2 separate regions of the Homo sapiens genome follow, and region 1 is linked to region 2. The links are chromatin contacts, found by Hi-C in ENCODE. All regions are on one chromosome and are shown on one strand. Each heading gives the region's core, a stretch centred on a gene start or an enhancer-like site at or near the end of the contact. The rest is flanking DNA. Distances are from core to core; before and after follow the strand shown. Region 1 overlaps LOC101927200 (a long non-coding RNA gene). Region 2 overlaps PPP1R16B (protein phosphatase 1 regulatory subunit 16B).

What was found. Hi-C counts contacts between places; a loop is a spot of excess contacts on that map. Pooled maps may share reads with other maps.
Region 1: a loop to region 2 is called in a map with no recorded cell type, with 17 times the contacts of the local background. The contact joins two enhancer-like sites. A Hi-C loop is called at or near these places in 2 of 37 single-sample maps with no recorded cell type and 3 of 50 pooled maps.

The regions. Positions count from the first base shown.
Region 1 is chr20:43,750,155-43,757,413 of GRCh38, reverse strand. The region is part of intron 1 of LOC101927200 (a long non-coding RNA gene); the gene reads right to left. Among named protein-coding and RNA genes, the nearest start is that of GTSF1L, 27 kb to the right of the region's middle. RefSeq lists enhancers at 4,912-4,991, 5,492-5,561, 5,752-5,951. Within about 2 kb of position 4,746, at least 3 of the 41 ENCODE cell types and tissues checked have a DNase peak (open chromatin) inside an H3K27ac peak, as active enhancers do.
Region 2 is chr20:38,873,779-38,881,536 of GRCh38, reverse strand. The region is part of intron 2 of PPP1R16B (protein phosphatase 1 regulatory subunit 16B); the gene reads right to left. Among named protein-coding and RNA genes, the nearest start is that of FAM83D, 49 kb to the left of the region's middle. Within about 2 kb of position 5,941, at least 16 of the 41 ENCODE cell types and tissues checked have a DNase peak (open chromatin) inside an H3K27ac peak, as active enhancers do.

The sequences.
Region 1 (7,259 bases), core at 3,497-5,996, 4.9 Mb before region 2:
TGCACCTGTAATCCCAACTACTCGGTAGGCTGAAGCAGAAGAATCACTTGAACCCGGGAGGCAGAAGTTGCAGTGAGCTGAGATCGCACCATTGCACTCCAGCCTGGGCAAAAATAGTGAAACTCCATCTCAAAAAAAGAAAAAAAAAAAAAACTTAGAGGGATCTTTTAGGAACCAATTCCATTGGTGATAATGTAATATTTATTTAAGATTCAGATTCCTTTGGTTTTGTTTCCTTGTCTTCTGTTTATGTTAAGTAAAATTACCTCTAATAACTTTTACTTTCAAAAGTATCCCATTTTATAAAAGTAGGCCTGTCTATCTCTCCATCTAGAGACTCCACATAGAAACATAGCTTGAATGATGGTTTTGCAGGGAGGAAACCTGGGATGTCCTTTGTTTTATCTATTGTAGCTTTTCTAAATGTTTTGCCTTTCAAGGCATCTGAGCTTTTTTTTTTTTTTTTTTTTTTTTTGAGACAGAGTCTGGCTCTGTTGCTCAGGCTGGAGTGCAGTGGTGCGATCTCGGCTCACTGCAACCTCTGCCACTTGGGCTCAAGTGATCCTCCCACCTCAGCCTCCTGGGTAGCTGGGACAACCGGTGAGTTCTACCATGCCTAGCTAATTTTTTTGTTTGGGTTGTTTTTTTTTTTTTTTTTTTTGTAGAGATGGGGTTTTGCCATGTTGTCCAGGCTGGTCTTGAACTCCTGTCTCAAGCAATCCACCCACCTTGGCCTCCGAAAGTACTGGGATTACAAGCATGAGCCACCACTATGCCCAGCCTTCATCTGTGCTATTTTTATGAAAACAGTAAGTCCTTCCCTGACCCCACTGCAGCTGGAGTCACAGCTCTCTCCTCTCTCTTACCCATGTCCCTCTTCCTACCCCAGAGCTGTTGCCACACTTATCCCCACCCTTTTCTGGATTCCAGTCTTGAGGGACAAGGGTTCTGTCTTGCTCCTCCCCATACCCATGGAGTGCCCTAGTGCACACAGTAGGTCCTCAACACATACAGCTCAAATAAAGGAGACCACATGCCAAGGAGAGAAACCCATCATGAGTCTGCAAAGTTAAACATCTGAGTTTTCAATCCTGAACTGGGGTGATGGTCCTGCTGTCTACTTTCCCACAAAGTGAGAGAGAAATCAAGCGATAGGGAGAATGTGGCTAAAAGCCCTTCGCTCACAAGAATGCTGGGAGACCAAACACAGCCTCCGACATCTCACACCTAACATCTGATAAGATGTCTTTCCTCCTAGCAAGAGACTGAGCCTTAGACAGGAATCCAGGGGTTGGGATTCTAGAACCATGAGTACACAAAGTTGAGAACATGACGGAGCCACTGGAGCCGGGAGGACATCGAGGTTAAAGCAGAGATGGAGCAAATAAACCCACAAGATTCCTTGGCATTCTTGAGTTCACCATGAATCACTTGTAAGCTGTCCTCAAGGACTATGATTGGGATCATTCGTTATTTCACTGAGGGATGGGTTCAAATCGTGCACTGCAGAACTGGGGGCAGGTGCTGAAGCTGAGTCCCTTAGCCAGCGAGAGAGGCAGCCACCGCCAGGGCCTCTCAGCATGGTTCTGCTCCTCTCTCTTGGTCCTATGTGTCCCCAGCTACTCCCACAAAGTGATGAAACTTTGCTTTTTGTGAGAAAGGGCCCTAAAATAAATCCAACTGCTCATGTTGGTGATGGGACAGAAGAAGAAGTGAAGAAAGATTAAAGGCATCCAAAAAAATGATGATGTGGAACTACATACTGAAAAGCGATATCCAATTATCCTGAGGCTCAGATCCACCATTGGAATGCCTTCAATGTACACGCAACACAGAAACCGGAAAGTGTGACTCAGGAAACTGTCAGTGAGGCTCCTGCCATGAGCAAAGATACTTACCATAGAAAGCTCCGTTTATTCCTTTTGAGATGGAGTCTCACTCTGTTGCCCAGGCTGGAGTGCAGTGGTACGATCTTGGTTCACTGCAAGCTCCACCGCCCGAGTTCAAGCAATTTTCCCATCTCAGCCTCCCGAGTACCTGGTATTACAGGCGTGCCCCACTATGCCCAGCTAATTTTTGTATTTTTAGTAGAGACGAGGTTTCACCGTATTGTTCAGGCTGGTCTCAAACTCCTGACCTCAGGTGATCCACCTGACTCGGCCTCCCAAAGTGCTGGGGTTACAGGCGTGAGCCACCGTGCCCAACCTCAGTTTATTCCTTTATTGATCCTTCATTCAATTCAACCAATGTCACTGATGTGGTCAGGCACTAGGCTTGACTCTAAGGATGTAGCAGGGAGAGGAGCAGAGATGCGGCTTTTGTGGAGCTTATATTCTAGTGGGGAAAGAATCAACAAATACATGTCAGGAGGAGATATAATAAAATTAAGAGGGAAAAAGAATAAAGAGTGAAGGAAGTTGATATTTTATTGCAGGAAGCTGATATTTTAGGTAGAGTGGTCAAGAAGAGCCTCTCTGGGATGGAGAGAATGGAGCAGAAACCGGAAGGAGGGGAGAGAGGGAGACTCATGGGTATCTGGGGCAAGAGCTCTCCAGGTAGAGGGAAAAGCAAGTGCAAAAGCCACACAGCAGAAATGTGCCTGAAGGAATAGCGCGGAGGCCAGAGAGGCTGGAACGAAGTGAGCAAAAGCAGAACAGCAGGAGATGAGCCCAGAGAAGAACCAGGGCAGACCCAGTGAGGTCACGGAGGCCCTGGTAAGAACTTGGGCTTTGACTCCTGGTGGAAGGGAAACCATCGGAGGGCCTCGAGCAGAGACTTTGCCATCTGACTCAAGCCTTAACAGATCCCGCAGCATAGAGAGTCACCTACAAGGTGAGCAAGTTTGGAGGAGGAAAGGAGCGCGGAGGCTTCTGTTTCTGTCATAACCCACGTTGTTGGCTAGTGGCTTGAATAAAAGTGGCAAAGTGGAAGTGGTGAGAGGAGCTCCGATTTGGGATATCATTTGAAAAACCAGAGGCCGAGCTTGGTGGCGCACACCTCTAGTCCCAGCTACGTGAGAGGAAGATATTGTTTGGATCTGTGTCCCCGCCTAAATAGCATGTTGAATTGTAATCCCTGGGGTTGGAGGTGGGGCCTGGTGGGAGGTGACTAGATCATGAGGGTGGTCCTTCACAAATGGTTTAACGACATCCCCTTGGTACTGTTATTGTTGTGTGAGTGAGTGAGTTATTGCAAGATCTGGTTGTTTAAAAATGTGTAGCAGGCCGGGTGCGGTGGCTCACGCCTGTAATCCCAGCACTTTGGGAGGCCCAGGCAAGCAGATCACGAGGTCAGGAGATCAAGAACATCCTGGCTAACACGGTGAAACCCCGTCTCTACTACAAAAATACAAAAAATTAGCCGGGCGTGGTGGTGTGCGCCTGTAGTCCCAGCTACTTGGGAGGCTGAGGCAGGAGAATGGCGTGAACCCAGGAGGCGGAACTTGCAGTGAGCTGAGATCACGCCACTGCACTCCAGCCTGGGTGACAGAGCAAGACTCTGCCTCAAAAAAAAAAAAAAAAAAGAGTGTGTAGCAGTGCCCCATTTTCCACTCACTCCTACTCTGGCCATGCGATGCGTGTGCTTCTCCTTCACCTTCTACCATGACTGGAAGCTTTCTGAGGCCTCCTCAGAAGCCAAGCAGATGCCAGCATCTGTATTGCCTGCAGAATCATGTGGCAATTAAACCTCTTTTCTTTATAAATTACCCAGTCTCAGGTATTTCTTTACAGCAGTGCGAGAACAGATGAATACAGAGGATCTCTGGAGCCCAGGAGTTCGAGCCCAGGAGTAAGCCGTGGTCACACCACTGTACTCCAGCCTAGGCAACAGAGTAAGACCCTGTCTCTATAAAACTGTAATAATAATGATTTGAAAAATCATATTCATGTGTCTAGGGGATGGATCTTCAGATCCATCCCTAGAGGGTATCAAGGGTTGAGCAAGAACGTTTACTTGTGTCAAGCCATTTATATTTATTTTAGTGTAACTTAAAATTATGCCTTATATTCTTAAATACATTACTGATGATAATTAATGGTGGCTTATGTTCAATTTCAGTTCTGTTCTCATCTTGATAAGAATAACCAGTCAGGTGGCCAGGCACAGTGGCTCACGCCTGTAATCTCATCACTTTGGGAGGCCAAGGTGGGTGGATCACTTGAGGCCATGAGTTCAAGACCAGCCTGGCCAACATAGCAAAACCCCATCCCTACTAAAATGCAAAAGTTAGCTGGCACAGTGGTGCATGCCTGTAGTTCAAGCTACTCAGGAGGCTGAGGTGGGGGGATGGCTTGAGCCCAGGAGGCAGAGCAATCACACCACTGCACGGCAGCCTGGGCAACCGAGCTAGACCCTGTCTTAAGAAAAGAAAAGAAAAAAAAAGAATAACCAGTCAGGGCACTATAATCTCACATGGGTAACTGACCTGTAGCCAACCCCGCTATTTGGAGTGAAGTTCAGGTCCAGACACAAGCACTTACATACTTGATGTCAGACATCCAAGGCAGGCGGTAGACGTGGGATGCTCAGGAGGATACGCCCCATGTGGCATCTGATCAAGTCTGGCTTAGGTGTAAGGACAACGTTCAGGACAAAAACTATGCCTTTCCCATTTTACCATTGAAGATGTCTTAGACAACCAATAAAGTGGACGGTGTAGGACCACAGCCCTGCACAGCGACGTTCTTGCATCACTCGGCTCAACCACAGGAAGTCTCACACCACTGAGTCTGACCACAGGAACGGGCAAATGAAAAGTCATGCAGCTATATGGGCAATGGAACTTCCCTGCCTCCAGTTCCTGGCCAGGAAGTGGGGGCTGGGTGGAGAAATCTGGAAGCTGCCTGCTTACCTACCAGGTCTCCACTCTGTTTTGCTATGAAGCCTCTAAGCCTTGATACCTGTTAATGGATGTATTTGTTGTGAGAAATAAATGAGATGGTGGGGTCAGTTTCCAAAGTTAACGACAGTTTGAATCAAACAGGCTTGGGCACACATGCCACCTCTGCCCCTTGCTCCCTGTGTGGCCTTGGGAAAATTACTTAGACCCTCTGCCCCTCAGAGGTGGGAATAATGTGAGAAGGAAATGAGTGCCTGCACTTGGCCCTCAGAAAGCCCCAATCCACGTTCAGCCCTGATACCAGCTTCACGAATGTTCCCTTGTAAGTCCCAGAGACAGGACTTCCTGAAGGGTCCAGGTGCCTTCAGGCCCCCTTGGGTCTGTGAGTACTGGACCACATGCATCCCCAGATTAGACCTCAAGGACTTGGAATCCCCACATCGGGCCACAGTGGATTTATGCATCTCCAGACAGGACCAAGGGACTCACGCATCCCCAGATTAAACCACTGACCCACAGGGCAAGGAACTAGGGTGGTTTGTTCTCAGTGGAGTCTGGAGAAGGAGATTTCGAGTCGCTAGACTTCATTGGTGGGGGCAGCAAATGGGGAGTGAAATAAACCAACACTCTTGGGGAACTCTAAAATGCTCAAAAGGAAACTAAAACCCAGGAGCTGAAGGTAACATCCAAAGTCACACCACCAGCAAAGGCCATAGAACAACAAAACTAGAGAAGTTCTTGGAGAGCATCTGGTCTAGCCCTTCATTTTCCAGATGAGGAAACTAAGGCCCAAAGAAAGGAGGAAGTTAACCTAAGCCACATGGTCCACTTGTGGCAAAGCCATCCCTCAGACTCAGATCCCAGATTTGAGGTCTGGCGTCCCCTCAATTCCCCAACACCAGCACCCACGTTGCACACCCTTCACCATCTAGCAGAGATCTCCCCAGGGCTGCCATGAGCTGCCCCATGACACTCCAAGGAGCTGGTACGAAACATTTTGTTTTGCACCTTGCCTGTGGTGACAGCTGCGTTAAACCGAATGTTCACAGTCATTATGCTCAGAAACTGAGCAAGAGTTCCATCTATTGGGGTTTCAGAATGAATCAGATTTCCAAACTCTCCTCTCTCCACCTCAGCGCATGTCTGTATATGGTAACCTTTCAAAAGTGAGTCTAATAATTAGTCATCTTGGCCTAGTTCAAGACAACAGTATGTTCTCCAATTTCACTTTGTTTTCAACAAGACAGCGATGCCAACGGTAATGTTCACTGTGGTTAAACACACTTCTCAGCTGGTCCCTGCAGGTGGCCAAGACAGCTCTGGTCCCCGCAGTTGCCCAGTGCTTCCCCACAGCTCTCTAACCAGGCTGTACCCTCTGCCCAGATCCACCCCCACCCCCAATATTGACACCAACTGTGTACCAGGCACTACATTAGATGCTTTGGGCTCATCATTACATGTTATCCTCTTTGCAAGATAGATGGTTCTCTTGTTGCCCCATTTGAAGATGGGAAATTTGAGAACCTGAGGGTACTGGTCCTTGTCTACTGCCCACACCCCAGGTCTAGCCAGTCCCTCTCTTCCTTCCTGCTCCAACCACACTCTTCTGCCAAGGCAGTGAGCTCATTTCCACCTCAGGGCCTTTGCACATGAGTTTCCTCTGTCTGAAACACTCTTCCCTCTGACTCCACCTGGTTCACTCCTTCTCACCCTCAGATCTCAATTCAAGCATAATTTCCTAAGGGAAGAATCCTTCACATCCTCAGGTTCCTAGAGCTCTTTTCATCCACACAGCACCCTATGAATCCCTCCTCCTTCAAGGCAGCTCCTATAAATTGTAATTTTATTTTAAATTTTTTGTAAAGATGGGGTCTTGCTATATCGCCCAGGCTGGTCTTGAACTCCTGGCCTCAAGCAACCCTCCCACCTTGGCCTCCCAAAGTGTTGCAATTACAAGTGTGAGCCACTGCGCTCAGCCTAACATGTAATTTTATATTTGAGGGATTATTTGCTGCTATCTGGCTCCTCCACACAGGCATGAATTCTAGGAGGGCAGGGACGCTGTCTGTGTTGCTCACCACTATATCTCCACACACAGAAGGGACACATGGTAAGGGTTTAGTTATCATATATTTATGGATGATGGATGGATGGGTGGTCAAATGGAGGGTGCGTAGATGCAAAATGCTTAACGAAGAATTTGCCACCCATCCAAGTAAGAGGTGGGCCCAAATGCAAGCCCAGGCTTCCGACCGGCAATCCCTCTCGGTGTGTGTGATAATCCTCCGCACACACACACACATCACCCCCAAACTCTGACCCTGGGAGACAGTGCCCACCTCCCTGGAGCAGTGTTCTCAAAACTCCCCTGACCAGCACCCCACTGTCCAAACCCCCTAGCTCCCACGCCACACACCTG
Region 2 (7,758 bases), core at 4,692-7,191:
CCTGATGTCGCCACATCCCGCCCACTGGGTTGCACCTCCTGCATGAACAGCCCAGTCCGCACTGACTTATTTCCCCCTCTTCAAGGTGCTGTCAGGACTGCTGTGTGCCCAGCCCTCTGCTCTGATAACGCCAAAGGGCCAGCACTCTCAGAGCAGCCCCTCTGCTCTCCTCCCAAGTCAAAGCTGTCCTGTGCCCCCAAGGCACTGCGCTTCCAAAAATCACCCCACTGAGCAATTGAAACCTTTCCACCCACCACTGCTCCTCCCTGGAGCAGAAATAGCCAGAAATAGCTGCTCCCAGGGAAGCCCGGCTGCCTGGAGCTGAGGGTGGAGACTCAGTCAAGTTGCATGGTGGTTTCTGCAGTGGCTGGTGCAGCCCGCCCCTCTGCCAGGCAGCTCCCCCGGGATCCTGGGTGATGACTCACCCTGGTGGACCAGAAAGACACGGGCTTCCCTCAAAGTCACATCCCCAGGACCAAGCCTCAGGTCCCAGGAGCCAGCCCCTTGCTCTTCCCCAGATAGAAAGTATCACTCTTGGCCCATTCAAGAAGAGGAGGGGTTGGACAACCGTGTGAAGACGCGTGGAAATCAGAGCCCTCGGGCCCTGCTGGTGGGAACGTAAGATGGCACAGCACTGTGGAAAACAGACTGACAGGTCCTTAAAAAGTTAAACAGCATTACCATCTGACCCAGCAATTCTACTCCTAGGTATATATTTAAGAGGAATGAACATATATGTCCACACAGAACTTTGCATATGAATGTTTTTATAGCATTAGTCGCGATATCTCTAAAGTAATACCCAAATTTCCATCAACTAATGAATAGATAAACAAAATTCCATACAATGGAATAGTATTTTTTTCTTTTTGAGACAAGGTCCCTCTCTCACCCAGGCTGGAGTACAGTGGTGTGATCAAGCTCACTGCAGCCTCAACCTCCAGGGCTCAAGCAATCCTCCCACCTCAGCCTCCTAAGTAGCTGGGAGTACAGGTGCGCACCACCATGCCCAGCTAATTTTTTTTGTATTTTTGTAGAGATGGCATTTTGCCATGTTGTCCAGGCTGGTCTCGAACTCCTCAGCTCAAGTGATCCTCCTGCCTCAGCCTCCCAAAGGGCTGGGATTACAAGCGTGAGCCACCACACCCAGCCCTGCCTGTCTTTCTCTGTCTTCACTTCACCTGGTTAATTCTTACTTAGATTCCAAGTCCCAGCTTCAATGTCATTTATTCTGCAAAGCCTCTTGCAGGTCTCCCAGGCTGGGCCAGGCACCCTTCTCATATGACTGCTGTGCCTCCCAAACTCCAAAAAGACTTAACACTATTTTATAGTTATGTATGGATTTGTCTGTGTCTTTACGACACTAAAGTTCTGGAGGGATAGGGTGAGTAGGACCATCTTTTGGCTACCGTGCTGCTCCTGTGATGTAGTTCAGGCCCCCAGTCAATTTCTGATGACCGCAGAAGTGAATGGAGCTTACCTGGCCTCTACCCAAGCCTCAGAACCAGCCAGAACATCTGTTCTTGAGCTACTCTATGCTTCTTCCTTTGGACAAGAGCATTCCCAGGCTGGGCCACAGACTTTTCCTTGTCAGAGAGAATCTTCACCCTTTGGCTTGAACAAAGAGGCCAGTTCCTCTCCTAGCATCTCTGACACCCTTAGCACCACCAGGACAAGATGGCCAAGGGGACCCCAGACACGTAGCTATAAACCTGCTCCCTTCTAGAACCTCTGTGCCCAGGACATATGTCTCTGCTAGACAGAAGGGGTTGACAGAGATTCACATCAGCTACCCAGATGCCTCTGCACATGTAACTTACATCTGGCATTGGGTGTATGCAGGAAAAGTGACAGCACACCCTTTAGGATATAAGCTCTATGCGGGCAACTCGTGTCTGTCTTCTTATGTGGGGCATGCAGCTCCTAGAGAAAGCACTCAACAAATATTTGTTGACTGAATGAACAAATTAAAAATATTTTTTTAAATTCTAAGAATAAAAAACTAAAGATACCCAGAAAACTGATGTACAAAGTAGGCCTGCAGTTAATCTTTTTCAATATGTATAGTCTTTCTGACACATGGAGGTTGGGGTGAGGTGGGGAATCACTTCCTAATGTGTGAGGGGACATTTGTGTATTCGATTTCCTCAAAGGGAGGGAGAACTGCATTTAACTCAGCTACCGTGAAGATGATATGGGCCTGTAAGATTTCTCCACCAAAGCTGCAAAGACTGTGTGCCTTGGACCCTTCCCTCTCTCTTCTTCTCCCTTCCTTCCCCTTCTCTTACCCCTCACTGTACTTAATCTCAGAGACTGAAGGCAAGGGTCCCCCTTATCCAGAAACACGAACTTGGAACTTCCTCATTCTATTCATAAATACATCAGACCCCCGCTGCACCAGGCCCCTGTTCTTTACTGATTCTACCTCCAGAATTCTCCCAGCACCTCTCCTTACAGCTTCACTGCAGACCTAGGGACCTGATCTCCCTTCCGCTCCGCAGAGCCTGGCCCGCCTAAACACGCACTGGCCGTCCGGGAGCTCTCCAAGGTATCTGCTCTTATCCCAATTCCCCTCTCCCCAGATGCCCTGAATGCCTCTTTCTGACTCGCTCTTGCTCTCTAAAACCCATCTCTCACCTCACTTCTCCTTCCAGCTATCAATCCTGAATTTTTAAAAATAGTCCATTTACTTTATATCTCCAGGCAAGTAATAGATAAAAATATTTCCAGCCCTGCAGGTAGGAGATACATGCATATAAACACTGTAATAGCTTCACAGCCATCATAATAGCATCTAACATTCATTGACTATTTTCCAAGTATAAGGCACTGTACCAGGATGTTACATGTATTATCCCAGATCCCTGGGATGCCTCAATCCCCACAACAACCACATGACTTAGGTGCTATTATTAGACCATTTGACAGATAACTTATATGATTTTCCCAAGATTATTTAGCTAGTAAGCACTGAGACTCAAATTCTAGTCTGGTTGATTCCATACATAACTGGTATTTCAGGCATGACTAATTACAAGGGACCCTCACTCAAATATAGCCAAGAATAAAATCCATTCCTATCAATGTTTAGGAAAAGGCAACAAGCTGTGTATGAAGGGGGAAGTTCCTTCAGCTCACACCTGTCCACTCTGAAGCTTCCCTCTGATTTCCCTGGTCCTGTTCTGCTGTCCCAAAACTACCTCCCCTGTCTCTGCCTTGGCTTTCAATTTTGGTCTTTCCTAAAGATGCTACTCTGCCTCAGCCCTGTATTACATAGGACATGAACAAGTGTCTGCCTGGGGAAATAAAACAAGATTTCTGAAAATTTTAAAGGTAACCACATAAGAAATTGAAGTCACTACTTGTATCTTCCATATTATCGATGGAAAAGATAAATGCAAATCAACACAGTATTCATTAAAGTCACAAAATGAAAGAAATAATAAAAGAAATAAATGCCACAAATCACGAAGCAAGATGACCGACATCCAAACATGTACCAGATGAGTAAATTGAATCATTTATCCTTCCCATAAAGCAGCAATGATTTGGTTGCCAAAAAAAAAAAAAAAAAAAAAAAAAAACAACTGTGTGCTGCTTACAAGAGATATATTCCAAACAAAATAACGGAGACTAAAATTAAAGGAATGTTCAAATATAAAACAGGCAAACACAAACACAAAGAAAGTGGAGGTGGCAGCATTACTATTATGAAGAATGGAATTCTGAGCAAATAAGGAGGTAATCAACTTTAGGCTGATCAAAAATGAGATACTTCAAAATGAAATTATAAACAGAAAGCAGATCAGTGGTCGCCTGGGGCTAGCGGTGCAGGAGGGGAGAATGAAGTCATTATCAGTGAGGAAACCTTATGAACTGCATAATCAGCAAAGTCAAATTCAGTAAAGCAAAAATGGTTAGTATAGGCTGGGTGTGGTGACTCACACCTGTAATCCCAGCACTTTGGGAGCCCGAGGCGGATGGATCACCTGACGTCAGGATTTCGAGATCAGCCTGGCCAACATGGTGAAACCCCATCTCTACTAAAAATACAAAAAAAATTAGCCGGGCGTGGTGGTGGGTGCCTGTAATCCCAGCTACTCAGGAGGCTGAGGTGGAGAATTGCTTGAACCTGGGAGGTGGAGGTTGCAGTGGGCCGAGGTCGCACCATTGCACTCCAGCGTGGGCAACAAGAGCGAGACTCCAACTCAAAAAAAAAAAAAAGTTAGTATATAAGTCAGAAGCACAGTTTTCCTAGGAATTTTCAGCACACATTCTCCCTAAAGAAAAGATCAGAGGGCAGACAAAGATTTACGAACAAGGATGTTCACAGCAGCATTGTTTATATGCATATTGTTTATAAGTGAGAAATCCTGGAAGCAACCCAAATGCCTAAACAATTGGAGGTTGATTTGGTAAATTATGAAACATCCATATAATGGAATATTCTGCAGCTGGTATCTTTGAGGAATTTCTAATGACATGGGAAAATGCTTGATATATAACATAGAATGGAAAAACAAAGAGTCAAAACTTTACATTCAATGGAATCTCAACTGGAAAGGAAAAAAATGCTTTCCATACATCCACACACTTTTCATTGGAAAAAAAATACAGTAGCTATGATTTATCAGGGATTTTTATTTTGTGTTTGCCAGTATTTCCCAAGCATTTTAAAATCCATATGTACTACCTTTATAATCAGAACTTCTCAATTTCACTAAAAAACAAAAACCTTCCGCAGAATGATAGCCAAGTGGTAAGAACTCTATTTCTGCTCAAAGTAGCTAGTGCAGAAACAAAGTCTCAACCTGGCTGACCCCATGAAGGAAGTGCTAAAGCTGGGATTCCTGTATTGAGTAGGAAGTTAAATAGCAACAATAATACAAACCATTTTGTTTGGAGAGTGCAGGGGTTGGCACACTGTGGTCTACAAACCAAATCTGGCTTAATTTTATACTGCTTGCAAGCTGAGAATGGCTTCTATTTTTTTTTTAATGGTTGAAAAAAATCAAAGAAGAGTAATATTTGGCAATACATGAACATTACATGAAAGTGGCATATCAGTGTCCAAAAACTAATTGGAACACACGCTCCCTTGTTATGCATTGCCTATGGCTGTTTTGAGGCTCCAGCAGCACAGCTGAGGAGTTAGACAGAGACCATATGGCCACACAGCCGAAAATATTTCTTATCTAGCCCTTTGCAGAAAAACTTTGCTGATCCTCAGGGTAATGCTTTTCAGCTAACAAAATATGTTCAATGGCTGAGAGTGGTGGCTCATGCTTGTAATCCAAGCACTTTGGGAGGCCAAGGCGGGCAGATCACCTGAGGTCAGGAGTTCGAGACCAGCCTGGCCAACATGGTGAAACCTGTCTCTACCAAAAATACAAAAATTTAGCTGGGCATGGTGGTAGGCACCTGTAATCCCAGCTACTTGGGAGGCTGAAGCAGGAGAATCGCCCGAACCCGGGAGGCGGAGTTGCAGTGAGTTAAGATCCCACCATTGCACTCCAGCCTGGGCAACAAGAGCGAAACTCCATCTCAAAAAAAAAAAAAAAAAAAAGTTCAAAACCACAGTCTCATTTCACCCTCACAATAAAAGTCTCCTGGTCCCTGGTAGGAGAGGAAGAAACAAATATAAGTCCAAGGTGAACCCTGGGATCGTGGCCAGGAAGGGAACAGACAGATCGGGCCCAGTTCCTTCACCTGTCAAGAAGTGAAAGGTGCACGAACCTCCCCCGAGAGCCTGCTGTTGCTTCTGGCTGTCCCCACTGTCTCTACCCCCGGCCCCAACTCAGCCACCTCTCCCCTCTGAAAGCAGCCACATTTCCTGTCAAGAGCGTGACCTTCTGAAACCTGCATGGTGGAGGCTGCAGCTGCAAAAAGGATGGTATTTTTATCCAGACCCTGCTTCCTGTTTGCTTCGCTGGGGGGTTTTGTTTGCGGGTGTTTGATTTTGTCATTTCTGATACAGACTCGGTTCCCATGTCAAAACAAAACAGAGAAGTCTGGCTCCTGCAAGGTATGCTGACTGCCTTGCAGCCCCACCTGCCTGGGGGGCCCTGTCCTGCTACTCTCCCTGCATGCTGCACAATCTCCTGTGACTTCCAGATACCCATCTTCTGCCCGTGCAGCAGCAGAAACCAGGGCAGCTGGGTGGGCAGAGAGGAAACAGGAGCATTTCTGCTGCAGGAAATGGAAAAATCCACTCTCTTATCAGACAGGAACAGCTAGAGAGTAGCTGGCTGGGCCCGGAGGGGAGCAAGCTGCAAGTTTTCCAGGGCTTCTGGAACCCTCTGTTCCTGGCTCAGAGAGGACCAGGACAGGATGTAGGTAGAGTGATGTATGGGACTTGGGAGCCATTTGCTGAAAATGTCCTGAGCTCTCGGACCTGCAGGATGGATCATTTGCTGATGCTCCCAGCAATAGACAAAAATGCCATGGTCTTCAACCCTCGTATCCTCACAGCTCAGCCAGATGTGGGAACAGACAGCAGATGCATATCAGCATCTAACAAGCCTGCGATAAGAAGAGCTCATGTTTACTGAGCACTTGCTGTTGCCCAGCCCTGAGTCTAGCATGTGTAGGAAATGATCTCATTTAATGCTTACAACAGCCCAAGGCAAATGTGAGGCAGGCTCTAATGAGCTCCTATTTTACAGTTGGGGATACTGAGGCACAGTGAGTTTAATTAACTTGCCCCAATCTACTCAGCTGGTAAGAGGCTCCAATACCCCCACACTTGACCCATGCTTGCTCCACCATGAGAATGTATGAGAGAGCCAAACTTGACCCCAGGTTTTAAGAGTTGGGGATCTGCATGCAGCCCAAAGCCTTCCTGTTTCCTCTTCTGCCAGCAAGCCTAGTGCCAGGCTCTGAGCCCAAGGGATGAAAGGGCCAGTCTGACCTTTGCTCCAACCACTTCCACCCTGGAGAGAAGCCATCAAAGCACACTGTTGGGGAATATGCAGTCTACCTAAGCATTGCACCTGGTATGAAGACACACGTGTAGTGGTTCAGAATTCAGACCCCACCATTTCCCAGTGGTTTGATCTCAGATGTGTCATCTCCTCTATCTGAGCCTCAGTTTCCCCATCTGTAGAATGGGGACTATAATCTCATAAGGTTGTCTGAGAATTAGATTATAAAGTGCTGACCATAGTGTCTGGAATGAGTAAAGTGTTTAGCTACTAGCTGGCTCTCCCCTACCCCACCTCCTGGCTCCAGCAGGCACCCCTCAGGAATGTAGGGCCCAGTCTTCAAGCTCCAAGACAACAAATAGCAGCACCAGATACAGTTATCTTTGGAGATCTGTGGACTGACTACAAGATAAGGCCAAAGGGCAGTTTGGGCATTGTGGTCAGTCTCCAAGATGCCACCCAAGTACCCCAGCCTCCTAGGATTCACCTTCTTGTCCAGTTCCCTCCCCCAGTGAACAGGGCTAATGTGTCACCAATAGGATGGAGTGTGCCTTGTGAGTCTGGGTCATAAAAGATGTTTCAGCTGGCCAGGCACGGTGGCTCATGCCTGTAATCCCAGAACTTTGGGAGGCCGAGGCGGGCAGATAACCTGAGGTTAGGAGTTTGAGACCATCCTGGCCAACATGGTGAAACCCTGTCTCTACTAAAAATACAAAAATTAGCCGAGTGTGGTGGCACATGCCTGTAATCCCAGCTACCTGGGAGGCTGAGGTAGGAGAATCGGTTGAACCCAGGAGGCAGAGGTTGCAGTGAGCTGAGATCACGCCAGCCTGGG